2 separate regions of the Homo sapiens genome follow, and region 2 is linked to region 1. A link is an interaction called in ENCODE POLR2A ChIA-PET data of the cell type or tissue named here. Cell type or tissue: PC-9. All regions are shown on one strand. Region 1 overlaps LOC105374264 (a long non-coding RNA gene). Region 2 has its middle 17 kb from the start of LPP-AS2.

Region 1 (5,000 bases):
TTCTTTAAGAACATTAAACTACTAATAATGCCAGCCTTTAATAGCCAATTAGTTGAAAATATTATGAATCTGTATCATATTTGTCACACAGATTATGTCTCAACCTACAAATACACAAATTTAAGAATAATATGAATTATTTCACTTTGCAAACTATCCCTCAACTGCCATAAGTAACATGGCAAATTCATGCTAACTGGTGACTACCTTCAGAGTCATGGATTACAACATAAAGAGAAGCAAGCAAATGGACACTCAGCACTACTTTGTTATCAAGAATCTATTACATTTATGCTGAGAGGAAGGATTTAACAAGTGAATTAATTGTTTTATTTCTCTTACCTAAGTGCTTTAACCATTCAAATATTTTTTTGTACTTCAAAGCATTATCCATCTCCAAGTCCGTAATTGTACAACTCCCATCTCCAAAGTCCATAATAGCACAACTCTCAAACATTCACAGCGTCTAGACACATTCGCCTTTTGTTTCAACGACACAGGGCAAAATATCTGTAGATCTGGGGGCCTCAACGGTTTTTGTCACAAAAACGGATGTTTGAGATTATGGGTCCAGCTACGCCAGCTATGAGTACTGGATCCTGAACGATAGACATGCCCACACCCTCTTTTTCAGGTTTATTTGCTATTTTGTCTGTGGTACATGGTGGCATTTACCTTCAGAAACAAAGTATGTGGCCCAAGGTAAGGGAGCCTCTTGCCCACATCTTAGTGCCACATTATCAAAAGACACATGATGTGTTAAGCTGGTAACAGGGCTAAAAAACGCCAATTGGAAGGTCTATCACATACGCAATTTACAAAACACTTCCGTGTGCTATGAATCAGGTGTTGTGTAACACGGCAAATTTATGCTAACTGGTGACTTGCATGGTGTTGCCCTTGATTTACCTCCCCAAGAAAACCCAATAAGGAAGGCATGATTACCCTGCAATCTCATTTTACAAAGGCAAACTGAGGCTTTGGAGGAGTTCAGTCACTGGCTCAATATAACATTGCTGATAACAGGCAGAGGCAAGGTTCAAACCAGGGGTGTCTGAAGCCAGTCAAAACCGGGACTCTGAAGCCAAAGCCCTTTGTGTAACCACTCTACAGTTCCACTTCACTTGGATGGCTGAGCTGTGGGTGGGAGAGTCTCTGGGTCCCCGGAGTCAGTCATCTGAGTGTGTGCTCTTCCTGGGAAGAGGCTGATGCTGAAAGCTACCTTATTTAATGGCTGAGAAAAGTAGAACTGATGGTTGAGGAGAGGAGACCTGAGAGTGTGTCCCCAGCAGGAAGACAACTGGAGGAAGTGTTGCTGCCGCCACTGCCTTATAGATTTACTCTCATCTCCTGTGCCCCAGAATCTCCAGTGGTGCCCTGATGCCATCAGGGCAGGCCATATTCCAGGCATCTTGTTAAGGACACCCTTGATTTTGCCCCTATCAACATATTCAGCCATATCTCTTCATTCCCACCTACCCCAGCATAGCCCCAATTTTAGTATCAATGAACTCCACATTCTCAGAAAGCAATATGCTCTTTCATCCTTCCTGCCTTTGAATATGCTCTTCCTCTGCCTAGAATGACCTCTTTGCTCCTCTTGTCTGGAGAAACCTCACTCATCCTTAAAGTTATAATTCAAATGTCACCTCCTTTGTCACTTGTTCCTAGAGTCCTCCAGGGAGTTGGTCACTTCCTTCTCTGAGATCTCTAGAACTTTGTTCGGACCTCAGTTAGAGACTTGTCATCCCAGCAAAACTATGATATTTGCCCATATGGCCACTTTCTCACTAGACAGTAAGCTCCTCCCGGACAGACAGGGGCTATTTCATATTGCTCTCTGCTTCCTCTCAGCCCCATCCTATGTTCCAAGCACAATCCCTAAAACATAGCAGGCTCTTAATAACTGTGGAATGTTGAGCGAATAAACAAATAAAAGCCAAGAGAAGATGACCTTGAGGCTTGGTTTCCTGGGAGGAGACTCCGCCTTTCGTACCCACAGACTCCTTTGAGCAATATCCCATCCATGGCATTGAGCCACCATCTGGGGCCATTGCACCAGTAGAAGCTCAGGGTGGGGCTGGTGTGAAAACAAACAGGCAAGACAACAACAAGGGTGTGTTGAAACCTTTAAACGTTCTATTCCTTGGTGTTCAAACTTGCCAAGCATACTAGGTCAGGTGGGTTCTTATTCCAGTACTCTGAGAGAATTGATCATAGGCACTAAGCTTTCACATTGGGTCAAGGAGCAAGGGAGAAACAAAGGAGATGTGAAATTGGCTTCCTTGTTCTGCTTTTCTCTTTGTGTGTGTATTTGTCTTTCCAAACAGAAGAAACCCTGACCTTCCCCTGCTTTAATTACCTAATTATTTTGACACCTTGGGCTGTTGCATCACCCCCACACAGTGTTTTGTCAAGGACACCACATTGGGTGTATCTAGGCTTAGGGAGAAGCAATTGACAAGAAACAAGTTCTGACAGCCAGGGAAATGTTGGGCAGAGGAAGAGATCTAGGGGAAGGAGGAGAGGGGTGGGGGAAGGAAGAAAGAGGAAACGTTTGGTATGCTGGGAAATGAGTATCTTGGGGAAGGTGGCAGCAAGGTTGGCAAAATTGGGTGTCTCTGCTTGGAAGGTTTCCCAGATTGGGTTTCAGGGAAGATTGTGTCCAAGCCAGAAAACTAGTGTGCTATAGGTCCCTAAAAAGGATGAAATACAGGAACTCAGGCTGTCATTCCAGGGACTACATCTAACTGAGAAAATTTCTTCACCCTGGACCTCGGTTTCCTCTCCTTAGAAACAAGGCAAGGCTTAGTATTTTTCTCCCAAGCACAAAAATGTTTTTACTCAAATAGTTTGGAGATATACACGGAAGAAATAATCAAAACAGTCATAAAGTCCTTCACAAACCATATTCTTCAAACAGTTAACGCTGAGGATTCTGAAAACTAACATGGGCAAGCTGAATATTTGTCAAAATTGTGAAACACGGCCCCAGCAAAGCACAGAAAGCTCTTCAATTCTAACCTCCAAGTATTGTGTATGGAGGAACCAAAAAAGCAGATGATACAGAGAAGCTGAAAGCCCGAAGGTCTGGAAACCTAAGGACAAAGCAGTGTGGTTCAGTGGTATGGTCCTGGGCTGAGACTCAGGAGACCTGGGTTTTAGACCAACTCAGCATTTACAACTTTACATCTGCCAGTCTAGATCTGTCATCTGCACAATAAAAGAATGAATCTCTGTGGGGTTCACACTCTTCAGGGTAGGAGTGAGGGGTTGTGCAGCAAGGTACCGAAGGCCACAGTTAAGTATGATGAATCTTCCTAGAACATCAATTTTACCTGGTGGCAAACACTTTAAGGCATTATTTTTCATTCAAAAATGAATTCACTTCCTCAACCAATAAGTATTGAGCAATGCTCTATGCCAGATGCTCTTTTAATATGAAAGTAAACATGGATATTTTATTATGGTTAATATCAATAATTTATATGAACTAAGGCAGACAAGGGTCTCTCAAATTATTTTTCATATGCAGTGATACTTCTTGTTGTGCCCATTTACTCTCACTTCCAATCAAATCATACTTTGTCCTCTTTTGGCCCTGGATACACTCCAATGGATAGGAGTGCAAGTGGTCTCACTATCCCTTCCAGCAGACAGAGCTTATACTGTCAGGGCCACATGAAATTAAGCAAATCTTTGTTGTGACAACAGGCTGAATTTTTATATCTACCAGACAAAAGTAAGGAAAGGGACCTAACTTTTAATACACATCACAAACTGCATACAGGTAATAAATGTATCAGCCTTTTTAAAGCAATTTTATGTGATCTACACAATCATCAACCTGTAAGTAAGTATCTTTGCATCCATTTGAAAACTCAGAAGACCAAGCAGAGGTACAAAGAGGTTTTGAGATTTGTCCAAAGTCTCACTGTCAATAACTGAGAGAGACAAGATGTCATGCTGCCTTGATCTGGCTCCAAAGCCAATCCCCTTCTCACTCTGACGCCATCCTCAGAAGATGGTGGTGATGGTGTCACTTTTTCCCTTGATATCTCTCTCTGTCTCACAGCACAACATCATAGTGTAAACTCAAGTGCTAAGGACACAGTATTAGAGAGCAAGTGCACCTGCCTCAATTGATCCATAGGGCCACAGAATATCAGGGTTGAACAGGATTGTAGAGATTGCCCACTATCTTTGTTTGCATAGATGAACCTGGGACCTAGGCTATCAAAAGAACATTCGTAAAAAGAGGTTCTGATGTTGGCAAGACCTTATATCAAGGCCCAGCACTGCCAAGTATCTCCGGGACTCCAGAGTCCTTTAACCTCCCCAAGACTCATTTTCCTTCTCTGGAAAATGGGAACAAAATGGGGAAATACTGCTGCATGCAGAGGTTTATTGTGAAGCCTATATAAAACCATGTACAGGAAGGATTTTCTAAACTCTAAAGTGCCACATACACATGTCTATGACTCATATAAGGTCTCCTAGCACAGACCCAGTACTTAGATACTGGCATCCTGACTTCTAGTTAAATATTCTTTCCATTACCGCACAGTGCTAGAGATCCTTTGCTTTGCTTCAGGGAGCTGCAGCCACTGCACTGTCATGCAGGACAGACTCTCAACCACTTCACAAAGGAGTAGATGAGTGTGCACTTTTTCCTTTAAGGCAAGGCTGTCTAATGGTATGCACTTTCATAAACAAAGAAAATGGAGCAAGCAGCTCATGGTCTATTACCACCCCAAGATGCTCCCTGGAGGAGGAAAGCACACCACATTACAAACAGCATTGAGTGCCTGTAGTGAGCCGGGCACTGTACTGAGGCCAGTAAAGTCCAAGGTCCCTGCCCTCCAGGAGCAAGCCCAGGCACAGGGAGTTTCTGAAGAGAAGTGAATCATTCAGGGATGGTCCCTTTGGTATGACATGCACCAGGGCCAAGTTTAAATTACTAAAACTTCAAACCTGTAAACAGTGGGAACGTCTAGTTC
Region 2 (5,000 bases), 290 kb after region 1:
GAGAGTGGAGGGTGGGAGGAGGGAGAGGATCAGGAAAAATAATGGGTACTAGGCTTAGTACCTGGGTGATGAAATAATCTGTCCAACAAACTCCTATTACATGAATTGACCTAAATAACAAACCTACACATGTACCCCTGAACTTAAAGTAAAAGTTAGAAAAAAAAAAAAACAGAAGAAAAAAAGTGTAATAAAAAAATTGTTTTTTTTTTTTTTTTGAGATGGAGTTTCACTTTCGTTGCCTAGGCTGGAGAGTAATGGCGCCATCTCGGCTCACTGCAACCTCCGCCTCAGCCTCCCAAAGTGCTGGAATTACAGGCATGACCCACCATGCCCAGCTAAAAATTTTAAAAACATAAAAATGAAAAAATCTAATAAACGAGTTATAGGAAAAGTGCTATAGGCATTCAGAGGATAAAAGATATTTCTGTCTGGAGAGGTGGGGATCTACAAAGGCTTCATAGAGAAAGAAAAACCTGACTTGTACTTGGGCCGTTGAGACAACATATAAATATACAGAGTGATCACCTGTGGTTGAATGAACAACATAGAATGGCCTCTACCCATATCTGTGTAGCAGGATTCACTACTGGACTCTGCACTGTGTTGACCACAGCAAAGCTGTAAAGAGCAAGCCTCTGTTGATGCTTCCTAACTATAACACATTGGAAACTCAACAATCATTGATATGAATTCCACAGGTATGTGGAAATTATTCATAAACAGTAAAATTGAAAACAAATGCTAGTGGTTTGTATTATGGCTCATTATATGTTCTATAACATCCACAGTTTACAAGGTATAACTATGTACCTAATAGATTATCAATAAAATTTCCCCTGAATGTATTAAAAGTTGGTCATTTAATTGGAGCTGGGGATATACACTGAGAATAAAGTGGCACTTGCCTAGCTTAGAACTAGCGTGCAAGAAAATTTAATTGTTGACTGTTTGTTGTGACAATGGGCTCCTTCAGAAACTGGGATTGCTGAGTCTTATGGGCCCATGCACTGGTGGCTAGGAGAAAGGTTAACTGGGGCCAGCTGTGGCTGCAGAATGCATGCGTTCACTTTAGAAGGCAAACGGCTCAGAGAGAACGCTCTTGGCTTCAAGTTGTTCTAGAAAGAAAAACTTATACTCTAAGAGATTGGATGATGTAAGAACCAAGAAAGAATCAGAATTAGCACTCGGTAAATCAGCATTATTAATTGTTATGGTACTTTGACATTATAATATCTGAAACACAACAACTGAAATCCCTGAAAGCCAAATTTGGTTTTATCATCATTTAAGAATTATAGAAGGCTAGATTTGGAAAGGGCCTTAGAGAGCTCTTAATCTAAACTCATTTTTTTCTAATATTACAGCAAACAGTTCCTCTGGATCTGAGGAGGCAAGCTGCCCAATGTAGGATAGTAAGTTGGTTTAAATAGAGATACAACATGTTCTTTTGGTATTTTATGTTTTTAAAAAACCACTTAAGTATTTTCTACTGATATTGAAACTTGCTTGCTATATTAACCAAATGCAAAGGAATGCTACACAGCTGGTAAAAGAAGAGAGAAGAAATAGCATGATGTTTCCATTCTCTTGCTCTTTTGGACCTGCCTCAAACCTTAGGACAAATTATTAGTTATTCACTTAGCAATTGCCTGTTGATGCTTACTATAACCAAGGTGATTTCAAAACACTAAATGGCCTTGAAGAACTCACAATACAGCAAACACATTACAGCATTACTGCCACTACTTTATGATTACTACTACTACTGCTAATATGAGATATGAAGTATTAGATACCTGAAGAGATATATAGGAAACTGGAGGAGGGTTACAATAACAATGGTTCAGCAGGGCGCGATGGCTCACGCCTCTAATCCCATCCCTTTGGGAGGCCAAGGTGGGTGGATCACCTGAGGTCAGGATTTCGAGACCAGCCTGGCCAACATGGTGAAACCCCATCTCTACTAAAAATACAAAAATTAGCTGGGCTTGGTGGTGGTGCTTGTAATCCCAGCTGCTTGGGAGGCTGAGGCAGGAGGATTGCTTGAACTCGGGAGGCGGAGGTTGCAGTGAGCCAAGGTCGCACCACTGCACTCCAGCCTGGGCGAACTAGCTCTCAGAAAAAAAAAAAAAAAACATAAACAAAAACAAAGGTTCCACTATCAGGGGAGCCTTCAGGGAGAAGGTGTTGCCTGAACTAGTTTTGAAGGACAGTAGGATTTGTATCACAGACATTTTAGGTAGGCCAGGAGTGGTGGATTTCCTAGCAATCAAAGATGTGGAGGTGGAAAAGCGTGAGGTAGGTCTGCCAGAACACAGAGGGCAGGAAGGGGAACAGGGAGAGAGAATGCTGGAAAGGATGACTTAGGGATTATATGCCATAGAGGTATTTATGATTTGTTTTCTTGCTTATGTATTCTCTTCATGATAGAAAACATTTTTAAAATATAAGTTTATCTTTATAATCCATAATAGGTGACTCATTCAATAAAACTTGAAAAAAATAGAGATTTCAAAACATAATACTTTTTATTACTTAATAACTTGCTCTACTTCTTTCCAGTATTTTTTTCACAGACGTGGATATCTAGATTAAAAAAAAAAAAACTGTTCTAATCATACTTGAGTTTCTCAAACCCATGTTAAATTTTCCATGAGAGATAGGTCCTTTAAGAGAAATTTATGTCCAATTACAGGATTAGTCTCCTAAGAGATAAAAAGGGTCAGTGAAAGAGATAAAAAGGAAGCTTTTTGCCAGAAGCTAGTGTGGGAGGGCACTAATCTCTTCCTGTTCTTGCAGAGACAGATTTGTTCAATCATGGGTGATCTTAATCGGTGAGCATGTTCCTTCAGTACTTCCTGATGAGGTGGTGGCTCTCTATTGACCATCAGAGTGGTTTGCCAATCATACACACCATCACTCACTTCCCCATTCTTTTTTTTTTTTAATTTTATTTATTTATTTTTTTGAGATGGAGTCTTGCTCTGTCTCCCAGGCTGGAGTACAGTGGTGCGATCTCAGCTCACTGCAACTTCTGCCTCCTGGGTTCAAGCAATTCTCCTGCCTCAGCCTCCCTAGTAGCTGGGACTACAGGCACACACCACCATCCCCAGCTGATATTTTGTATTTTTAGTAGAGACTTCCCAGGCTCAAGCAATATTCCTACCTCTTTGTATTTTTAGTCTCAACTCCTGACCTTGTGATCCACCTGCCTAGGTCTCCCAAAGTGCTGGGATTACAGGCGTGAGCCACCACGCCTGGCCCCCCATTCTTAAGTTCTTAATTTTGGTTCCATTCTTGGTCCATAGAATATGTCTTAACCCAGTGTTTCTCAGACTTTAGTATGTGTAGGAATTACCAGGAAATCTGGTTAAAGTGCAGATCCTGATTCAGCAGGTCTAGGGTAGGATGGAGATTTTGTCTTTTGTCTTCCTTCTTTTCTTTTCTTTCTTTTCTTTCCTTTCCTTTTCTTGCTTTCTTCCGACGGAGTTTCACTCTTGTTCTCCAGGCTGGAGTGCAGTGGTATGATCTCAGCTCACTGCTCAAGCAATTCTCCTGCCTCAGCCTCCCGAGTAGGTAGGATTACAGTTGCCTGCCACCATGCCTGGCTAATTTTTTTGTATTTTTAGTAGAGATGGGGTTTCACCATGTTGACCAGGCTGGTCTCGAACTCCTGGCCTCAGGTGATCCGCCCACCTCAGCCTCCCAAAGTGCTGGGATTACAGGCATGAGCCACTGCGCCCAGACTGATATTTTGTATTTCTAACAAGCTTCCGGGGGATGCTCTTGCTACTGGTCCAGGGACCACACTTTGAGAAGCAAGGCCTTAGGGTACTTTATTTTTCAAACCTAATCTGTCTTTTTGTTGCTTTCACACAAGCAAAACAAATTAACTTGTTCACAGCCTTTCTTCTGCAAATCTATATAGATATCCCTTTAATTACTTTTGGCAATTTATCATTGCCAAAAAAGCTAAAACCACAGGAATTTTTATTCCTTTCTAGGTAAACGGTTTCTACCATCTGGATGCTTGGATGCTTAAAGGACTTGTTGCTGTTTTTCTTTACTCCTGATGGGTATATGTATGAATAGCTTTTCTTTGATTGTGTTTTGAATACAGTGGACCTTTGCACTTGCGTACTTATGTAAAACTGCCGCTCAGGAGAGTCTCTTTAATTATGCCCTCAACCATTGTTTCCAAACAATTATCCTGCTTTCTTCCTAAGGGGCTTCAATCATTCTCAGGTTGGATCTCTGACCCCTGTCTTACATAGATCATTCTCTCTTTCTATTTAATCTCTTTGTGCTATCCTCTGTAAGCTAGAAGACATTCTCAAGTTTACCCTCTATATTGCAGACTAAATTTTCTCAGGTCATTTCTGCTTTTGGTTCTTTTCCCCAAAGTGAAAGTTAATTCTACTATTGCACTTTTATTTTCCTAAAGTACTTTTTTTCATTTTATTCATTTCCCATTTTAGTCTGAAATGTTGCCTGCTGTCTTTTCATGTCAAGCTTTCTTTTTATAATTCATGTTTTTGTTTCAAAAGGCAATGCCTTTAAGCTTTTAGAGAAAGAATGCCAAAACATTCTTTATTATTTTTCTTCTGGTTCCTCCAACAAATCTTTTCTAGAAGGTTGTTCTCCCTTTGTAGCTCCAGGATGATGTTCTCTTTTCCCTTGTTCTGTAAGTGTAATGGACATTTGTCATTATTTGCTCATCTCAGCATCTGTATCCCCTCCGCACACACCTTTCTATGTTTGGAGAATATTCCATTTTATGAAGCAAAGCTTGCCTTCCATATAGAAACTGAAAATACGAAAAACTCACTTTGTTTTTTTTTTTTTGTTTTCTGTTTTTTTTGAGACGGAATCTCGCTCTTTCACCCAGGCCGGACTGCAGTGGCACGATCTCGGCTCACTGCAAGCTCCACCTCCTGGGTTCACGCCATTCTCCTGCCTCAGCCCCCTGGAAAAACTCACTTTCTAAGTCTTCCTTG

Evidence for each region. ChIA-PET counts read pairs that join two places held together with the same protein. Peaks named below come from ENCODE experiments on the same cell type or tissue, not always from the same donor. Only the 100,000 strongest peaks of a DNase experiment are listed, where the experiment ranks them.
Region 2: POLR2A ChIA-PET joins it to region 1 with 8 read pairs; 2 of 35 experiments call an interaction of 5 or more read pairs at or near these places.

The regions. Positions count from the first base shown.
Region 1 is chr3:187,848,376-187,853,375 of GRCh38, forward strand. All of the region lies in intron 2 of LOC105374264 (a long non-coding RNA gene), which reads right to left. Among named protein-coding and RNA genes, the nearest start is that of BCL6, 110 kb to the left of the region's middle. In PC-9, no CTCF peak of the experiment used is centred here; a DNase peak (open chromatin) is centred at 2,156; H3K27ac peaks cover 2,017 bases.
Region 2 is chr3:188,134,467-188,139,466 of GRCh38, forward strand. No RefSeq gene overlaps it. Among named protein-coding and RNA genes, the nearest start is that of LPP-AS2, 17 kb to the right of the region's middle. In PC-9, no CTCF peak of the experiment used is centred here; a DNase peak (open chromatin) is centred at 2,825.